Linked DNA regions of Homo sapiens: region 1 is linked to region 2. Evidence: read pairs that join two places in POLR2A ChIA-PET (ENCODE). Cell type or tissue: PC-3. All regions are shown on one strand.

Region 1 (2,500 bases), 580 kb before region 2:
ACCCTGGAGGTGGAGGTTGCAGTGAGCCAAGATTGTGCCAATGCACTCCAACCTGGGAGACAGAGTGAGACTCTGTCTCAAAAAAAAAAAAACCAAAACCCCATAAAGACAAATCAATAAATCTAAAGCTGGATTTAGGGTTTTGCTATTTTGAACAAAATGGTAGTCAAGTTACAATACGGCATATGTGCTGGAATTTTTAATTTATTTCCATTAAAAAGCTGGTAATTTGGTCATGTTTACAAAGGCATGTGACTTCATTGATCTTCACAGTTATAAGACTAACATAACTATGGTAGTTAAACAGAATCCCTCCTAATTAAATGTTCCTATTCATTAAATATAAAAAAGCATTTATTAAGTACTCACGGTATTTCATGAGAAAACATATAATGAAAGAGACAGAAACTACCTTTGAACAACTCATAATTAAAGACAGGAATTGGCTGGGCGTGGTGGCTCACGCCTGTAATCCCAGCAGTTTGGGAGGCCAGGGCAGGCAGATCACCTGAGGTCAGGAGTTCAAGACCAGCCTGGCCAACATGGCAAAACCCCATCTCTACTAAAAATACAAAATTAGCCTGGTGTGGTGGTGCATGCCTGTAATCTCAGCTACTCGGGAGGCTGAGGCAGGAGAATTGCTTGAACCCGGGAGGCAGAGGTTGCAGTGAGCCAAGATCTCACCACTGCACTCCAGGCTGGACGACAAGAGTAAAACTCCATCTCACAAAAAAGACAAAAATAAACAAGAATCTAGATTAAATAATGGTAAATAAGAGACTAGATTTAATAAATTATTTATGTTATAAACAAACAATAGAGGCTCTGTCAAGATGAATAAAAGTCCACAGAGGTCAGGTAAATCACTAACTTACTCACTAGGGCAATGACATATCTATGAATTAGGTATTTTCACCCACATCAAGTGACAGAATTGAAAAGAAGCAAAGCCTTGAAATTTACTTCTACTAAATGAATCAACATGTATTATAATAGTCTATTTGTTATGTGAGACAAGAACACTCTTTCCTCATTTATTTGCCAACAATACTTTAAGTAAAATATTAGTGTAACACTTGACAAGACTTTCATTCTACGTGTACAAACAAAACACCTGGGCGCTTGTTAGTTTAAACCTATTTATAGAGTAAAATTTTCTTAAACTAAAAATTTCCTGAACTGTTTCCTGTTTCCACAGGAATTAACAGAGTTGTGTTAATTGTAGATATACATGAACCACAGTGTCTGGCAGGTAATAAGTGCTCAATAAATACCCATCAATAAACAAACTGCAGCAGAACCTGATTGTATCTTTGTGACAGAAACTGCTATCACCCCAAATCTATTTACCCCTTCGGTGATAGAACCCAGATTTTAACCTGCACAGATGAACATCTTGAATAAAGCTCACATTTCTCAGCTGCTCTTATTACTGAGTTGGCCATCTGACTAGGTTTTGGCCAATGGGCTACATGGCCAATGGGCTACAGGTGTCCTGTATGACTTCTGAGATATGTTCTAAAAGAAAGAAAGAAGGCCCTTCTTCACCCTTTCTGCTTCCTGCTAGAAAGAATGTTGGAGAGTGAACAAATAGTTTGAACCATAAAGGCTGTGTTTACAGACTGCAGACTAATAAATAAAACAGGGGCCTAGGTCCCTAATGTCATAGTGGAGCCTTCATACCAACTCTAGATGCTTACCTGTAGACTTTCATCACAACAGAGAGGAATAAACTTCTATCTTGTTAAACAACTGTTGTTTTGGGTTTCCTGTCACTCTGGCAGATCTAATTTTAATTAATAGTCATACAAAGTAAAAACACTCTACATTTGTGTAAAAATCTTAAATAAATTTAAGACACTGGTGGAAACAACATGGGATATTATTAGAGTCAACAAAATGTGTTCAAATACCAGCCCCAATACTTAGCTATATGATTGTGGGCAGACACTCAGCCTCATTGAGCCTCAGTTTCCACATGGGTAAAATGGCAGAAAAATATTTACTTCTGAGAACCACTGTGAGGATTAACTATGATAAAGGGAGAAAGAAGGAAACAAAGGAAAAACAAATAATCAGCAAAGATACTTTTAAAAACATTAGCTGGGGTCAGGTACAGTGGCTCATGCCTATAATCCCAGCACGTTGGGAGGCTGAGGCAGGAAGAATCACTTGCAGCCAGGAGTTCAAGACCAATCTGGGCAACATAGCAAGACTCCCATCTCTACCGAAAAAAAATTGGCTGGGCATGGTGGCACACAACTGTAGCAGCTACTTGAAAGGCTGAAGCAGGAGGAACTCCTGAGCCCAGGAGTTTGAGGCTGCAGTGACCTAGGATCTTGCCACTGCACTTCAGCCTGGACAAGTCAGACCCCTTCTGCTTCAAAAAAAAAAAAAAAAAAAAAAGTGGGAAAGGGAAATAAAAATGATTCAAAACCCAAAAATAACGTGGAAAGCAGGTAATTCAAATACACTCTATCTCATCTTTTATAACATACAA
Region 2 (2,500 bases):
CAGATCACTTGAGGTCAGGAGTTCAAGACCAGCCTGGTCAACATGGTGAAGCCCTGTCTCTACTAAAAATACAAAAAATTAGCCGGGCGTGGTGGCACGTGCCTATAATCCCAGCTTCTTGGGAGGCTGAGGCAGGAGAATCGCTTGAACCCGAGAGGTGGAGGCTGCAGTGAGCTGAGATTGCACCACTGCACTTCAGCCTGGGCAACAGAGCGAGACTCAGTCTCAAAATAAATAAATAAATAAATAATAAAATAAAAAAAAAAGATCAGGCTAATAAGAGCAGCTCAGGATTTTATAAGCTTCTCATTCAGTAATGCAGTAAGAGTGGCAGAAGTGATGCTGAAATGCAGAAAAACATCAAATGTTGCAAAGAGTAGTTAAAATGGCAATAGAGTATGCAAGCTTATCATCTTCCTCCATTTCTACCTACTAAGTAATAGAAAGGTCTTTCAGATAACAGTTTCTTAAAAAGCTGCATTGTCTGTTAAATGGTTTCATTGAAACCATGTTTGAGTTACCAGTTTAGTAAAAAATATTTTGCAAAGGAAAATCCTAATTTTTTTTGTTATAATCAGTTATATTAAATTCCTAACAGCAATAGCTTGAAAGTTTCATTTTGCTTTTTAACAAAGCAGTCTGTTCAGTTTGCTTTAAATAGTCTGCAGTGTGCCTTAGAAATGAAAGATGAGGTTTTTTTTCTTAAAATTAATTGCTGTGGTTCTGGTTTTACAGGAAATTATCAGTTCAGTGAACTTCAAGCTTCATTCTTAGTCCTTGAAGTAGTCGTTAGGAGCTTCTAAATACCACACAAAGAAGACATGTAAGAGATTACAGATCACAGCTAAGGCAGGGGTATGAAATAAAATCTAACGTCTTTAGATTTATAAAATAAAATCTAAAGACTGAAGCAGTATTGCTATTTTTTTGGCTATATGGATTTGAAAGTATTTATTGAATTCTGTGAAGTAGCACATTATTCAAGACTATGTTGATATTTGCTTAAAAAGTAGAACACTACATCATGGAAGTCAACATTAAAGTGGTATTTCTCTCTTTTGAACTTCTAGAGCAGAGTTTACCAAGCTCTGTAAGAGGCCACACAGTAAATATTTTAGGCTTGAGGCTATGTGGTTTCTGTTGCAACTGCTCGTCTCTTCCATTGTACCTCAAAAGCAACCATAGACAGTACGTAAATGAATGAGTATGGCTATGTTCCAATAAAACTTTAAAAATAGCCTGCCAATTTGGCCCTCAGACCTTAGTTGGCCAACCCGTGTTCTAGAGAATTTAATCTCTTCTACTTTTTTTTTCAAGCAGGAAATACTAGTATTGCTAGTTATCTTTTAATATTTTATCTTCCCTTTTAAAGTGTAAGTTCTTTGAAAATAGAGAACATATCTTTTACATCTCTCACCCATATCAATCAAGGTGTACAATGCCTTACACCATGCAAACTATAATAAACATATCTGTTGTCATTTTGAATCTGTTCTAATAATAAGAGCTCTGTTTCCATTTGTGGAGCATTTTATAGTTTAGAAAGTGCTTTGACATAGGTTTCTTATCTGGTTCTCACAGTAGCCTCAGAAGAAGGAAGGTAGGGTAAATGAATTTACCCATTCTATAGACCATATAGCTGGTTATAGTGAATTTCCCATTCTATAGACCATATAGCTGGTTAAGTGAATTTCCCAAGTTTATATTGTCTAATAAATGGCAGAGCAAATATTTGGGTCTGCTTTCTCTTGTGGTAATGAACTGTCATCTCTAACTTTCTAAAAATAGAAGAATCTCATCTTTTTAGTCTGTCTTTTGCTCAAACTGTTGAATATCCTGCAGTATTCCTGCATTTTATCTCAGAATCTTAGCTAAATTTTCCATTGAGTTTTAAATAGTTTAAGATTTAGCATTCAAATATGCTTGTTCTTTTGGCACAGAAAAGGGTCATTTCTGTTCTGTGTTCTCAGGAGACAGATCTGAGCTATGCAGAATTAGAAAGATTTTTAAAAATTTTTTATTTTTAATTTTAGAAATAGATTTTTTTTTTTTTTAAAGCTCACATACAAAGATGTCTCATTCTTTCAGTTTCTCAGAGAAGAACCTGGTCTTTCATGATATCTGCACTGAGCCCTGGGAATATTAGTCTGTAAACCTTTTGCTTCAGCTACAATGAGCTTGTATATTTATGCTTAAGTGCTCTGTGTTCTCTTCACTGAGAATACTTTCCTCTTATTACAGAAGTAAATTTTATCTTTTAAAACCCTGCCAGTGGTGGTTATATAGATGTATACATAAGTAAAAATGCATTTAGCTGCATAATTTCTGATTTGTATACTTTATTTAAAATAGCGTTATTTCTCAGTATTTAATAATTATCTGTGAAAAAAAGCCCAAGTTTTACCTCTTTCTCCAAAGGCATCTCTCACCTCTCCAGCTCACTGCTTTTTTCACTTAAATGTAGCTTTGTGAAATAGCAGCCAGTATTGTCTAATTGGCA

What was found. Peaks named below come from ENCODE experiments on the same cell type or tissue, not always from the same donor. Only the 100,000 strongest peaks of a DNase experiment are listed, where the experiment ranks them.
Region 1: POLR2A ChIA-PET joins it to region 2 with 6 read pairs; 3 of 35 experiments call an interaction of 5 or more read pairs at or near these places.

The regions. Positions count from the first base shown.
Region 1 is chr2:47,863,862-47,866,361 of GRCh38, forward strand. All of the region lies in intron 1 of FBXO11 (F-box protein 11), which reads right to left. Among named protein-coding and RNA genes, the nearest start is that of FBXO11, 41 kb to the right of the region's middle. In PC-3, no CTCF peak of the experiment used is centred here; no DNase peak of the experiment used is centred here.
Region 2 is chr2:48,447,723-48,450,222 of GRCh38, forward strand. The region is part of intron 1 of PPP1R21 (protein phosphatase 1 regulatory subunit 21); the gene reads left to right. Among named protein-coding and RNA genes, the nearest start is that of PPP1R21, 8.2 kb to the left of the region's middle. RefSeq lists an enhancer at 1-141. In PC-3, no CTCF peak of the experiment used is centred here; a DNase peak (open chromatin) is centred at 1,159; H3K27ac peaks cover 778 bases.